2 separate regions of the Mus musculus genome follow, and region 1 is linked to region 2. A link is a loop called in an ENCODE intact Hi-C map of the cell type or tissue named here. Cell type or tissue: left cerebral cortex. All regions are shown on one strand.

Region 1 (8,000 bases), 110 kb after region 2:
CCTGAACTGCCATTTTCCAGACAACACAGACAAGAGTTGCTCCAAAGAACCTTTCTAAATAGTCCACTTCCCCTCAATCCCCACCCCCCGCCACTACCTCTGCTAGGTGATGGGCTACAAGGGAGGTTTAAAGCCTTTAAAAATAAGGTCTGAAAAAGATTAAAGTTACATTTCTGAAATACAACTTATTTCAAGGGCTGTGTTTTCACCACAGTCAAGTAAGAAGTGTGTATGTAGAATGGCAAAAGCCATGCCCAAATCATGTTCCTCACAATGTTCCAAGTAATTGTCACATCTGTGAAGAAAGCCACACTCACAAACAGCCTTTTATGTCTTGAGGGAACATCTCTGTATGAAAATATTTTGGCCATTTTCTCATGTAATGATCTGTACTAGATGACAGACATTTAATGACAGCCAACAAGTGGCCATGTACAGTCTGGCCTAGTCATAGTGGTGCACACCTGTAATCCCATGCTTCTGTGAAGGGGGCTGCACTTCCAGCTTCCTGGTCACCAGTGTTTCCTCTGTGCCTGGCATGGGTAGGAGAAGCATCTGTTATTGAGGAAGTGAGAGGCCAGGCAGCTGAGTGTCTTGTAGCAGACTTCACTTGCTTCACTCTGAGGCTAAGATCTGATGGGAGAGCATGAGAAGAAAATGAATAGGATGTGTGGTCACGTGAGGCAAGAGCACAGGGGTAGCTACTTTTGGTGGAGGTTGGAGAATTCCCTGGATATGTCTGTGAGGGTGTTTCCTGGGGAGATCAGCGTGTGAGTTTGAGCAGATTGTGTGGTGAAACTCTGCCCTCAGCGGTATGAATGAGAACATGATCCAATTGGCCCTGGCCCCAAGAGAACAGAAACAGGCAGAGGACACGTCTGTGCCTTCCTCCAGCACTGGGACACTGTCCTTTTTCTTGTCCTTATATATCAGAACTTCCAGCTCTCAAGCCATGAGGATCCCAGGACAGACATTGGTATCTCCATTTGGTTCTTAAGCAGTTGGTTTTAACTGAGTGTCTCATCCCCAACTCTCAGCTCCAAGGCTTTTGTATTTGTATTGAATATACACATCACATTCTAGAGTCTTTGACCTGCAGGGCTATGCTGGATCTTTCAGGTTTTAGATTCCATAATTTTTTGAGCTATGTTTACTGATAGGTTCCCATCATATATCTTCTTTTGCATTCCCCCTTTGTTCTTTGTCTTCAGAGAGAGCCATCTGATCAGTGGTGGTAAGGTCTCCTTAGCAACAGCTCCTAAAACAGTCCATTCTGTGTGGACTTTGGAATCAGCGTTAGAGAAATTACGCCCAAGGTACTATGTTTTTTGAACTGCACCATCTCCTTAGAACCTCTTTTCCTACTATCAACTAGGTCTTCTGATCAACATGACCTCACCTTCCTTATGTAGCTCTTAAAACCAAGGGCTTAGAAGTCCCTCCCACAAAGTCTGACAATACAAAGAGGTTGCTTGAGAAACAACTCTTTGTTTCTCTGTCATTTGAACTAGCTCAGTGGTTAAGTCTTTAATTCCCCCGCTCTTCATGGGAAACAGATTCTTTGAAATGCACACACACGGCTAGTCTTCTGCAGCAGTGCCTCTGGCATTTCAATGAGATCTTCCCCAGAAATAGGAAGTCTTCAAAAAAGAAGGTCTCTGATGGAATGTCCATCCACCTAGGAGGAAGGGCAGGGAGATGCTTGCGAGTGGGTTGCCTTTTGAAGCTGTCCACATGGTACCCTCAGAGATGGCTTCCATCCCAGCTTTCGAGTCCTGACCCACCGAAGATCATATCACAGCAGTTTTCCTGCCTCTGTAATGACCCTCCGGAATGGCTTCAATGTGCTCTCCATGTGTGGAAGCAATTATGTTCAAAAGATGTCCTAGTACAGGGTGGATTTGGAAAGCCAGAGGGGCTGAGAGGATGGAACCACCAATGCCATTTGTGCAGAGAAGAGCAGAGTTGAGCCACTGTGAAATGCACTTCCTGTGCTCCATTGGTGTCCTACCTGGTTCTTTGATCTGCCCTCTCTCTAAACAGTTTTAGACTCCCTAACTGGCTATGTTTGAAAGGTGAGCCTGCATCTTTCTTTTAATATATTTTTATTGGTGGATCTTACGGTACAAAAGCAGTGGGTTTCAAAGTTACATTTATGTGTGTTTTTTATTTATTTACTGATTGGGGGAAGGAGCATGGGGCATGACATGACAGAAGTCCAGACAACTTGCTGGAGTTGGTTCTTTCCTTCTACTGTTTGTGGTTCCTGATATCAGATTCATGTCTTCTGGCTTTTACCTGCTCAGCTATATCCCTAGCCTGTTTGTTTCTTTTTAAAGTTGCAACCTCTTTTCCCTAAACATTTATCATTTTTTAACAGGTACATAGCTAGGTTCTCAGGATGTCCACTATACTTTATATATATATATATATATATATATATATATATAACTTTACTCTGTGAACCACACTGGGAACTTCTGGAAGAGTAATATGTACCATACCCTTGATTGCTCTTCCATCTCTCCAGCTCTTAAAACAGTCTTTGGCTGAGCAACTTACTGACTGTGGGAAGAGAGACGACTAAATAGTTAGAACAACAAAACAGCAGCCAACACTTTCCACCTTTTACTGTGAACTGTTTCAAACACATTACCTTAGCTGTTCAATTAGTGTTTACCTCAGCATGCAGTAGGCACCACCTCTAATTTTCCAAAGTTTGAAAATGAGTGAGGAATTCTGAAATTCAGAATGATAATTAAACTTCATGGCTCACCTATCTACTAAATCGCCAACCTGGGCTTCAGCCTTGGCTATAGGCTAACTGAAACTTGTAGCATGTCTTCTATCCTCCGTACTGCTGGGTAAAGGCTGAGACTCTCAGTATTGATGGAACCTTCCTCTGGAAGGTTCTGGAAGGTTCCTCTGGAAGGTTCCAGGGGAGCTGATATCCAATTCTTGAGAAGTGGAGATCTCTCAGGCAAAGTAGAAAGGGCTATATTCTGCCAAATAAGAGTTTCCCATGAGAGGACATGCCAGAGTCAGCAGGTGTGTGAAGAGGATTTCTTGGGAAAACCACAGCAACTCTGGAGCCAGAGGTACAAAATGCTATGGTGCTGAGGAGGAAAGTGAGGTCAGTAGGAGCCCAACTGCTATAGAATCTTTTGTTCCAAGTTAGAGAATGTGGACTCTACCCTAAGACCTGTGAGGATCTTCTAATGGCTTCCTTGATTGACATGTAGTTTACTACAGTCTTGTGTATATACTTTCTGATGACTCTGTGTGAAAGGTGACCATTCCAAGGAAGCAGCTGCTTCTTTCCCATGGTTCTGCCTCCACATATCGTGTCTGAAACCTGCACACACTGGGTTTTGGTTATTAATGACATTCACTCATGCACAATGTATTCCATACTATCTCTGGCACACCTATTGTCTTTCATAAGTGAGCTAGGTACTAGGATGACAAAGAGGAAGTGACGTACATGGGTGTGATCACCAGAGCAGGATTTATTGGTAGAAACAGTACATATCTAATCCGAGTTAAAAGCAGCAGGGAAGATGCTGTGTAATGGGTGTATTTGACGGGAAGAGGATGTATGGTCCAAGAGGTAACAAGTGCTGATAGCTAAGAACAGGCGCTAAAGTCACCCTCCTCTGGGTTCAAATCCCAGCTTTGCCCTACATTTGCTATGTGACACCAGGCCAGTTACTGAGTTGCTCTGAGTCTCAGCATCATCATGTAATAACTGCACATCATAACATTAACCACCTCATAAGGTTGCTACGAAGATAAATTGAGTGAACATTTTGAAGTTACTAAGTCCAATATAAAAACAGGAGCCCTGAAGTGACAATGTTCCCCAGTAGATGTCACTGCTACATAGCAAGTTAGGTGAGATAATATCTGTGTTCAGGGCGACCACTTAACCACCCCTTCTGAAAATTGGTGCATAAATGGCTTTACTCTCAAAATACAAAACCCAAAAGAGGGTTTGCAGGCTGGGAGCTGTGCAACAGTGAGGACAGACCCAAATGTAGGGCAGAGACCCATCACTTCATCAGATTTTCATGAATGTTCCAAGCTTTCTCTATATTGGTTCTCTTGTAGAACACATTTTTCTCTAGGATTCTAAGAAAGCATGGATTGAATTCCATCAGCCATGCCAGAGAGCACAAATCTTTCATGAGGAGGTCTGTGGATAATGACTGGTTGAGCTTCCAAAGGTGCTAACATGGAGAGGTAGGAGAAGGTAGCAGGCACAGAACCTTGAGAGGTAGCAGCAGGTGACTTTGGAGAGGGGCGACTTTGTGACAGCTAAGGTTGACGTTATTGCTTTCTGTTCTATGAGCCAGGAAAGGTCAAAATGAATTTGTTCAGAGTTTCCTCATGTCCTGTAGAACTCAGCACAGCTGGGGATGAGATTTCTTTCTTGTTCTCTATTCTGACATGGCCAGACTTCAAGGTAAAGTTGATGGGCTAAAAGCAGAGAGGTCACCACACACTCCTTTCCTTAGACTTGCATAGAACATTTCCTGTGGGCTTGGTTTTTGTGTTGCATGAAAGGATACAGAGCTGAATAATTCATGCCTAGTTTCTTCCAGCTGTTTACAGTCCAGGCTTTAGTGGGAGAGACAGGCATGTCCTACTGTGGAGGCAATGGAACATTTTACACAGTATTTTAAAAATGCTAACAGAGTTTTGAAGAAGAAGTTGAGATAACATATGGTCTTTGTTTTGCAGGATGAGTAGGAGTCTGTACTTTTTAGAAAAGGGAAACACTCTGGGTAGAAATATCATCACATATGCATCTTAATGGAAGAACAAGGAGTGGTTGCTCTGAGCTGAAGGTCTGGATGCTTGGCTAAGAGATGAGATCTGCCTTGAGCTTCAACAAGGTATACAGTGGCACTGAGAAAGACTGGCGCTCTTATCCACAGAATCAGAAAGTGTTTCAGTCTTGCAATTACCTTTCCACATTGTGGAATCAATTCGTTCTATAACTTCTACTTCCTAGATTGGTATTTAATGCTAAGTTTGCTCTGCACAAGCTTGGTCTGAGAGGGTAGAGGAAAGTCCTGTTCTTTTTCTTATAATACTTAAAATAAATGTGTGGTGGTCTCCCCTATTAGTTCTCTGCTGATACCACAAGACCAACAGGATGTCCTAGGGCTCAACTCAGTTCTGACACTTAATACCTGAAGTTAGCATAGAACCAACTTGTAGAGGGCTCAGTTTGCATTTCCAAGGTCCCATGTTTTTGTTGCCTTTTCTACTGATTGGGACACTGCCCTCCCTGTTCCAGTGAATTGCAGTAATGGGACACAGAACTCTGGGGAACAGTATCTTTATGTCTACCAGTTCCTTATGAGTGATGTCATCAAAACTACAAATGAATAGGAGCATAAAGCAAGGTTAGAAAGGGCCTGGGGTAGGGTAGCTGTCCTGTCTTTGCTTGGGGTGTGCTACTCTATTGGAAGATTTCATTAACCCAGAACCTCAGATGTCTTGCTAGGGCTTTCAGGAATCTCTATTGCATAGTTATCAATGTGTGTTGGTGATTAGCCCAATGATTTTCCTCTGAGGGGCTCAAAGTTCCTATGACTATAGTGTGTAGTTGATTCCTTTGGTGACCAGGCTCTTTCCTGCAATGTGGGGCTTCTTTTCTTTCTTTCTTTCTCTCTCTCTTTCCTTCCTTCCTTCCTTCCTTCTTTCTTTCTTTCTTTCTTTCTTTCTTTCTTTCTTTCTTTCTTTCTTTCTTTCTTTCTTTCTTTCTTTCTTTCTTTCTTTCTTTCTTTCTTTCTTTCTTTCTTTCTCTCTTTCCTTCTTTCTTTACTTCCTTCCTTCCTTCTCTCTCTTTTCCTTCCTTCCTTCCTTCCTTCCTTCCTTCCTTCCTTCCTTCCTTCCTTCCTTCCTTCTCTCTCTCTCCCTCCCTCCCTCCCTCCCTCTCTCTCTCTCTTTCTTTTTCTTTCTTTCTTTCTTTCTTTCTTTCTTTCTTTCTTTCTTTCTTTCTTTCTTTCTTTCTTTCTTTCTTTCTTTCTTTCTTTCTTTTTCTTTTCCAGCCACTGGGCATCTCTTTAACTCACCTTTCAGTAGGTCTGTTTGAAAGGGACTTCTTTATAAAGAGTAAAAGATTCTGCTCTTACCCTGTCACTGGGCAAGAAGTAGAAATGAAATCCAAATAAATGTGACCAAATACATGTTTCTTATTATCTGATAGCATCTTTAAGGATAATTTGGTGCATATAGCACAATTTGCTGTGGGTGGCCCTTTTGAGGAATGGCCGTGGTTAAAAAAGAAACCATCAACCCCAGCATGAAGTGGCTAATCACAATGTTGACGTCAAGGCCTGCTCATCTTGATGAGTACTATTTGTCAAAAGCTGTGATAGATGAATTATAGGTATGAGCTCATCTAATCCACACTGTAATCCTACAAGGAAGACAGGATAGCATCAAGGTATACAGCTGGACCCTCTGCCACCTGCAGCCCACTTCTGCATCCTTTTGCAAAGTAGCCTAGCCCTTCCAAGTGCCTAGTGCTTCCATTCCTAAGACGGCTATCGCCATGCCTTCAGTATCTGTGGGAATTTCTGGAGAGGGCATCTCAGGAGCTTAGTAGGGCTGCAAATTGCCTCTGGCCTGCAGAGCTGACCCTATTCTGACCCTGTCCTGTAGCCAGCTGGTCCCGTCCATTCTTCATTGTGAATGAATCCAAGAAAGTCAACAGGTACAAGCAATCACCAGAAAGCTATTTGTTGTGATTGAAAAACACTCAGAGAAATGGAGTGCCTCATAGATGATTTAATATTTTAAAGGTGGCGCATGCGAATGAGTCAGCTCGGGGTGGGTGAGGGAGTTTACATTCCACATCAAGGTTTTACTTAAAGTTTACATTTTGTTTAAATTAGAAGTAAGATCAGTGTAATATGGCTTAAACCTTTCTTAGAAATTTATGGCTTCTTTTAATAAACCCCATAAAAGACACTTTTAAACATATGCAGTGTTCTTAATGTAATGGTTCCATTCTCGAAATATATAGTATTTAGGTTGCATCTAAAATGCTGTAAAAGTATCACAAAGCCTGTAAAAATATTGTTAACGGGAAGAAATCTTTTAGAGGAATAAATATTTTCTTGGAAAGGGAAAAAGCTCTGAACCTTTTAGTCAGGGAATGGCTTGGTTTTGAAAAATAACAATTTGCCTTCTTTTAAATGGTCTTTCTGTGGTTCCACGCCAGCCAATTATTAGATTAAAGCAAGCTGTCGCTATGCGCCCTAGAAACTCAAACGGATTTGATGTTGCACCCTAAGTTTGCGAGGACAAGTTCCATTTAAGCTTTAATGAGGTCAAGGGAATAAAGAAGGAGGCTGGCGGAGGCTTTTGTGTTATTTTAGGACTGTATTTTAGAATTACGAGGCTTGAATAAAGCCATGAAAAGAACACAGGGTTTAGGGTTCAGAGCCTCTGCATGAGACATGGTGTTGCTATTAACTACGTTTGCGACCTTGGTAAAAAACAAATCACTCAAGTGCTCCAAGGCTTAGTTTCTTGGTTCTGGAAAATGGGGTTAAAAATACCCATCAGCACTATATGATCTCATTTGTACGCATAATATAATAAAGTTAATCTCTTAGAGGCTGAGTGTAGAATGGTAGTTATCCAAGGCTGAGGAGAAGAAGGGAGGGAGGAATAGGCAAAGGTTGGCCAATGACAATAAAATTATGGTACAAGGAAGCAAGAATCTCTAGAACGCTCTCCCCAGCAGGTGCTTGAGGATGAAGATAGTGTCCAAAATGCTGCTCCTAAAACATCAACACAAAGAGCGTGATCAACATTCCAGGAGATAGGTATGTTTCACCCTATTTGAACACGATGTAGCCTATATCTGTGTCAGAAGATACAAATTATCTCACAAATATGCTATTGTGGAGCTTGTGAGGTAATGCTTGAGAAAGTGTTCTGTGAGCCAAAAAGTGCACATGGACTTTATTTAGTTG
Region 2 (8,000 bases):
ATGGACCTGTGTGTGCGGGTGCTACCCCCTGTGAATGTACATTACATTCAGAGGCTAGAGAATGGTGTGGAGTATTTTCTCTAGTTTATTGGCTAGATTGGCTGGCCACCAAATCCCAGCCATCCTCCATAAGATGTTGTGGTCCTAGACAATGACCATACCTTGCCTTTTACTTGGATTCAAAACTCAGGTCTTCAGGTTTGCATTGCAAGCCCTCTTACTCATTGAGCCATCTGACCAGTCCTTTGAACCATCTTAATTTAACTCAGCTTCATTCCAAATTTTAAGGCAAAGTACCCAAATGTTGCCAGATGGGCATTATTATTATTATTGCCAACTTTAGGTTTAATTTTGATTATTTATCTCATGGTGCCTTAACCATGGCACACAAAGACAACACAATCAGACCCTAGCTTTCTTCTTGGACCTTCATTTGTGAGAATGTCAATTTCCAAAACCACCTGGTCCATGAAAGATAGGAAAGAGTGCATACAGGTCAGCTTACAGTTGGTTGTGTAGACTCACGGATGAGAGGCCAGCCCCTGGGACACTGGATGCGTTCCCCTGGTTACATCAGCACCGTGATTTCCAGTTTTCAAATAAATCCAAGGCTGTGAAGTAGATCTACTCTCCACCCCGGAGCTTACTTGCCCCATCATCACAGGTTCCCAAGAGTGGGGGTAGGGCGTCTGGTTCCCTTCCACCCACTGGGAAGGTCTGCCACAGAAATCATCCTGAACGTGTGGGAAACGCAGCCAAGTGGCACTGCATGTGGCAGAATCTGTTCCTGTTTTTCTGCACAGTGGGGGTTTAAACTTTTTTGAGGGGGAGGCTTATGTCTACAGCCCAGCTCCCCGCTTCTCACAGAGCAGTTAGGCAGTGAGAGGCAAGAACTTGAGTGGGTCAACCAAATTTCAGCCTGTATTGATTATATCGTTCAAACCCCTACCCCCCCCCTTTTTTTTTGGCTTACACATAGCATCATGAATACACAGCTGCGGGGGTTGTGCCAAGCAGCTCAGCCGGCTTGTACACACTGCCATCAGTGGAAAACCGTTTTTCTTTTTTTCTTGCTCGAGGTGTTATCATCAGACACCATGTGGACGCTCCCTGGGCCAAGCCGCCATCTCTCCAGCAGGTTCACAAAAGCTGCTGCTGTGAGGTGAGGTCTTCCGGGAGTGGAGGGGATCCCTATGGGAACTGGAGCTGGTAAGAAGCAGAAGGCAAGATGCCTCCTCCACTGATCACTCAGAGAACAGCTTAAGAAATAAATGCTGTGTTCCTGTGCCCAGGCTGCGGACAACACTTAATATCGCAGATCAACACAGTTTTTGATTCCATTCATAAAAAATGTGCTCAGGTCTCTGCCAGTGCTCTAAATGGGTGCAAGTTTCTAACTTCCTCTGTTGCTCACTTGGAGACTATGACATACACAATAGATACATTAAAATCGTCATACATATCATGAAATAATTCAACAGTGATACCAGGAAATAAATGATGATATCACAGATAAATACCTACTTCACACTGTCTGTTGTTTGCTGTTGTGTAAAGAGTCCGTTTCTGGCTTGGAGAGATAGCTAACTGGGGGATGTTGTTGCGTGCAAGCCTGAGTTCCTGGAGCTGTGATCCACGGTTGTATAAAGCAGCCTGTACCGCCGGCCCTGGTGGGTAGAGACAATTGGATCCTGGGAGCTAGTAGTTAGCCTGCCAGTCTAAGAGAAATGATGGGTTTTGGGTTCACCGAGAGATCTTCTCTCAAAAATAAGGTAGAGAAATGACCCAGGAAGGCACTGATCTCTGGTCCCAGCAATCTTCATGCTAAGGCTCTGTGCCTTTCCCTCGAATTGTATCCTCTCAACGCCCAGACTCCAGAGCAGTGGTTCTCAACCTGTGGGATATGACCCCTTTGAAGGGTCATGGGGGTCACCTAAGACCATTGGAAAACAGATATTTACATTAGGATTCATAATGGTAACAAAATTACAGTTATGAAGTAGCAATGAAATTGTATTAAAGGGGCACAGCATTGGGAAGGTTGAGAACCGCTGCTCTAACATCTTCTTTCTCTCCTTTTCCTACATGTTCTTGTTTACACATGCAGAATTGCTTGCTCCTCCCTAGATAGGCCAACACCTTTGTTATCGTGAGTCTTTTCCCTCCACCAAGAGTGCCCAGTGCTTTCTTTTCCACTCAGTGGGCATGCACTCAGTAAGACACTAGTGTGGTTTTCATTTGCCTGGTCCTCCAGTAAAATTTTTTTTTCTTTTGCTTAGCCTCCAACAAAGCTGACATCCTATGTCTACGAGTTCCCCTGGATTTGACTAAGTTCATAGCTCTTTGCATATTCCTGTCTCAGTCTTCTGTTGAATTTTTCTCCCAGATATTAATTCTGTAGAAAGCCAAGACCACCCTAGAGGCCCCCTAGCAATTAGATTAACACTTGGCAAGTGAATGTTTGTTGATTTATTTGAAAAATGTTGTTTTTCTAAAATCAAAAAGTATATACAGACAGAATGAAAAAATGTTTAAAAAATCCCAAAATCATAGAATGTTTAAAAAGTAGAAACTCCTGACCATCCCTGTCCATTGTAACTGTGTGTTTATAGATGTGTACACACATGTGTGTGTGTGTGTATTTTTTTAAAACAAAAGTGGCTCAAAATACACATTATATTTATTCCCTCAAGTCACCAATGAAGCAGTCATCTTTCCATGTCCATACTTAGAGATGTGCATCATTCTTTATATAGTTTTAAATTTTAAATTAATAAGGCATGAAAAGGGGCTGGGCAGCGGTAGAAGGGACTTTCTCAGCATGTGTGCTCCTGGGTGCCCTGGGCTCAATCCCAACACTGTAGGAATAAGTTGATTCAATTCTCCAGAGTCCAAACTGGTCAAGATATCAAAGGTTGGGAATAGCTGGAGAGACCTCAACAAAGATGAGTCTGGAGTCTGGCAGAGAGAGAGATGGTAGACATTTTGAATTTTGCAGAGGGGAGTAGAAATGGGTGAGGTAGCCTTCATAAGGCAGATGGTCTGTCTTAGAATGTTCCAGAAGGCAGTGAGCTAGAAGGTGCAATAGAACGAGGACTGAAAGGGACATTAAATGCCTGAGAAGTTTGTTTTCACCAGATGCTGATGGTGGTAGTAGGGATGGGTGGCTGGGTGACAATGACTTGGGTACCTGTCTGGTGGCATTTGGGATGCAGTGTGGACCCAGGAGGAAGAGATTGGTGGCTGGAGTCTCTGCTATTTCTCTATAGAAGGGAAGGAAGAGACACTTTTTTTTTGTTGTTGTTGGACACCAACTTGGATATCTCCCATGACTACGTTGATGGCTCCTTCCACCAGCCAAATGAGAAGGTCACTGTCAGCCATGATGTGACAACACAATGGAATCTCAGATCACTGTGCATGTGGCCTGATGCCAGTGGGTTTCAATTTGAGGTTGCATCTGGTTATTTGAAGCTAGGATTTCTTTTCCCCAATAGGGACAGCTGTGTAAAAGGGAGGAGAGAGGGAGGCATTGGTAAGGAAGTGGCTGAGATGTGTGGTAAACGTCTAACTAGAAGCCTGGAAAGGGAGACCAGAGTAGACTCTGCTTCTGGAGAGATTCATGGTGGGAACTCAATGAACTCTGCCTTTAATGGTCTCCTATTAGCCTTTTATCACTTGGCCTGGCACTTGTGAGATCAATTTTGAATTTAGATTTATTGAGGAAATTGACAGAATATGTCATAATATAGGCTTCAAAAATATTTACGCTACAAAGTATCCTGAAGTCTCTCTCTCTCTGCATACATACATACATACATATATATATATACATATATAAATATATATATATATACACACACACAGACACACACATACACTCAATTTTATAAATGAAACTTCCCATGACACAGCAGTCCATTGGCAAGTGTGTTCAGCTAAAGGCATCCTCACAGTCACTGGAGTAAACCTGCCTTGGGGAAAGGATGATGGATACTCAGTCTGAAGAGGAAATGCATGGGATCGTCCTCCTTCCAGGCCATCTAAAGCTCGAGGGTCACTTCCGCCGAAACTTCTTTTGTTTGACTTCACCTGCATGTGAGCCTCGTGCCTCTAGAGGGCACTGTTTACTTTGGAATGAAGTTCCTAAGTTTCAATCGCCTTTCCCTCTGGGATCTACTGTTTTTGCTGTATAGTAGTCATACTTTGTTTTCTCTCAGGAGGGTTTTTCTCCCTTTTGTGCCTGTGTATTTGTGTGGCTTGTGCGTATGTGTGTCCTTTAAAAGTGAATGCAGTACTTCTGAACATGGCAGATAATTACTCTGACCAGAGCCTGTCATTGTCTAGGCAGGCCTTTTGAAAGCTCTTCCTCCCAGTCCCCACCCCTTATATTCTCTCACCACCCTTTAGTCTGACCCATGATGCACCTCCCCCAACCCCAATTATTTCAGTCTGGGGGTCACCGTCACAGCTCAGCCAATGCATCTCAATCCTGCCTCACAGCCGCCTGGCCTAGTCCAGCCCGGGGCTCCCACTCAGGGCAACTGAGGCTTGATTTATGACACCCCTTTCCTCTGGTCCTGGACTCTCCTGGGGCGAAACTGCTGATCATGCCACATTTTCAAATTGGTTCTGCACTGCAAACCAATGTCATGAGGGACATAATTGGGTCCTGAAGCCCATTTTCGACAGTGACCTCCCTCGTTCTGGAGCTGACCTCTGCTCTCTGGACATGAAGACAACCTGATTGTCCTTTTTTAGGTTGCAACGGGGAGAGGGGGTGGTATATGGGTGCTGCTTCTCTGTTGCCTCTGCCTGAGATGATCTGTTGTCTTTCTGTCTGTCTGTCTGTCTGTCTGTCTGTCTCTTTCTCTCTCAAGTCATTACGTGCAGTGATACACAGTACTGGGCATTCTAGCACTTGGCATGAGGGTGCCCCGGCACATTCCTCTTCTCTTTCCACTTGCCAGAAAGGCCACACTGCGTTTGCACACATGGGGAACGGGAAAATGAGTGTCAATAAATGGTGGGAAGAGACTTGGTCCATGATGGATGTGGGTGTTGAGGAGCAGGGAGGGGTACTTTTTGGTGAGGCAAAGGGAGCTAGTGTAGTGTCTCAAGGAGGACAGAGAGCAATGGCCACCTTTCCAGGAGTGGGCCTCCTAATTGGGAGGGTATCCTCTGGGTACCTCATTGTGGAAGCGACAGACTTGGTTTCTGTGACCTCTTGAATGCTACCCCACCCCCTCTCTTTCCATCTTCAGTGCTCTCCTTTTCCTGATATCTTGGTCCATTTTATCGGGAAGACATCCCATCAGCATATGATGCTGCTGTTTAGAAGGAACAAGAGATACTGGACAGGGGAACGCCTGGGGCTCATCCTATGGCAGAAGTGATGTGACAACTGAACCTATCATCTAGCTGGGTTTTTTTTTTTATTATTATTACTTGCTCTGGGAACAACTTATAGTGCATTATTGTGTTTGTTTGTGAGGGTAGTGTTGATAATATAATGACAATGTTTCATAAATATGAAAATTAATTAACAGAGCAGCTATTCTTCTACCTATAGAGTTATTGAATGGCAGAACAATTTAATAGGAACTCTCAGCCTCCCATATCACATTTAACTTTATATTTTAAAACTTGTGTGACTTATTGATTATATATATACATATATATGTGTGTGTGTGTGTATCCAGTATTTTATGTATATTCTTAAAATTCTTTACAGTAACTCTGCCATGTATCTAACACTCCCATTTATATAGACCAAGATCTAGTCTGTATAATATCTAAAGCTGGCAAAGTGATTGACTTGAAAGAACAATGTCCTAACTTTGGTCCACCAGAACACAGGTTGAAATGGCCTGGGCATAATTGCTTAGTTGTGACAGTCTATTGCCAGGGAGAGAAAGACAGATATTTCCCATGCCTATGGGGGAGATTATGCCACCACCCCCCCACACACATAGAAGTAGATAGCACTTGAGAAAGGACAGCTGAGTCTGTCTTATGGCCTCCAAATGTACATGCATGCATACATGTACACGTGTATGCAACTAAATGCAACTGTACATACTCACACCAACATTAAAGGGCTTTATATGAATAAGCTAGGTGTTTTAGGTTTCAGAGTTTAAGTTAGTTACATTTATTATGGGGTCCTCAGAGGTGCCAACCATATCCTAGGATATTTAGAGCTTAAACTGAATGCCTGGGGGGAAAGCTGCATTTACCCAAAAGCATTACTCTGTAGTAGTAGACTGGCAGAAATAACAAGGGGGAAGTTATAGGAAATTAACACCTGGAGGATTCTTTCTTCTTCTTCTTCTTCTTCTTCTTCTTCTTCTTCTTCTTCTTCTTCTTCTTCTTCTTCTTCTTCTTCTTCTTCTTCTTCTTTTTTTGAGAAAAGATTTGAGCCTGTAGCTCTTGATGATCTGACCCTTTGTAGCACATGTTACCCCACGCTCATGAAAATCCTCCTGCCTCAGCCTCCCAAATACTGAGGCTACAGGGATGAGCTACCTGGCTTTGGGAGGTATTTTGAGAAGTATTGTATCCATATCTTAGACAGCTGTCCACTCAGCAATGCTCTGTAGGGGGAACACAGGGTACTAGAGAACACACAGGACACAGACAAGAGCTGGGACCCAGCCAGGCTCCTATCACTTTCTATCGGTAGGCATGTTTTATGAGCAATTTAACCACACGTGAGCTTTGTTTTCTTATTTGTAAAATAGAAATGCTGGCTCTGCCTGTCTCGCAGGAGGTCTAAATAGTGAGGACCACAGAAACCATTTATGATTACTGTTGATCATCTGGGAGGTGGGACCCAGAGCTAAAAGGAAGAGGCCAGTGTACTTCTCTATGCAACGTCCTGGGAGTTGGAGGGGAGACGAGTGAGGAGCGGGCTTTAGAGGTAGATGGGGCATCAGTTACAGTTCCTGTGGTTATGGCAAAAGCAACTTAAGAAAGGAGTGGCTTATTTTGATTTACGGTTCAGGGGAACAGGTATCATCCTGGCAGGAGCATGAGGCAGCTGGTCAAGCTGCAACTTCAGTCACAGAACAGAGGTAGGTCAACCCATGGGCTGGCATCGCCCATGTCTATGGTTGATCTCTCTGCAGGTCAATGTTTCTGGAGATACACACATATGTCAACGACCCATTCAGAAGTATGTTTCCATGGTGAGTCTAACTTTCATCCGCTGACAATCCAAACCAACTATCTAATAGGGAGTCGATTAGCTTCACTTGGAGAGGGCTAGCTAGTCAGGACAGGCTGGCGCTGGCTAAGACTTTGAAGGATCCCTGGACAAGAAGCAGGGAAGTGATGCCCAGTGAGGTGAGGAAGAACATTGAGATACAGGCGCCTCTCACACAGGAAAACACACTCAGGAAACAAGACAGGAAGGATTAATCTATGCATTGTAACCGACGCCCAAGGATTTCTACTCATTCTGTAAGAGCTGCTTTCCATCTTAAAGGCAATTTGCACACGGGACCTTCTTTGTAGTTCAGCTGATGAAGCCCTGTTCTCGAGGCAATGACCACACATTCATACGATTTTTAAATGAACCATCAGTTCTAGAAATGGTAATCTGAAATTGGTAAGGCTTTCTTCTGACTTATTGGGGGTTCTCCTTGGGACTCAGACCAAATAGTCACCAGAGACAAGGCGCCTGATGCATCTGTGTGGAGTGGAGGCACAGAGGAGGTACAAGCTAAGGTGAATGGTTTGGGTGACTTGGCAAGGTCACACATGTTAAGGGAGTGGCAAGCACACACCCTTGCCTGCTCTAAGTCTCTTCCATCGGTACCTGGCTGAGGAGAATCATTGTAGTGTCTTATTTGTTTTTTCTTGCTTGCTGGGTCTAACTGGTCTGCCATGTCTGTTGCTGAGGCTGCAATTTGATGAATACATGGGTTCAGGAAGTACCCTTGCCCCACATTCTGTGGCCGAAACTAATCCCTATTTTTGGATTTGGGTTCTGTCCT

Evidence for each region. Peaks named below come from ENCODE experiments on the same cell type or tissue, not always from the same donor. Only the 100,000 strongest peaks of a DNase experiment are listed, where the experiment ranks them.
Region 1: a loop joins it to region 2, with 2.9 times the contacts of the local background. A loop is called at or near these places in 7 of 42 quality-filtered maps.

The regions. Positions count from the first base shown.
Region 1 is chr1:169,343,804-169,351,803 of GRCm38, reverse strand. No RefSeq gene overlaps it. Among named protein-coding and RNA genes, the nearest start is that of Gm34477, 17 kb to the left of the region's middle. In left cerebral cortex, a CTCF peak has its summit at 3,871 (motif pointing right); DNase peaks (open chromatin) are centred at 3,880, 4,698 and 7,345; H3K27ac peaks cover 243 bases.
Region 2 is chr1:169,455,691-169,463,690 of GRCm38, reverse strand. Gm34535 (a long non-coding RNA gene) reads right to left here and starts at 725. Exons shown (of 3, transcript XR_373696.1): 1 at 506-725. In left cerebral cortex, a CTCF peak has its summit at 4,110 (motif pointing right); DNase peaks (open chromatin) are centred at 732, 4,125 and 4,488; H3K4me3 peaks cover 420 bases; H3K27ac peaks cover 1,092 bases.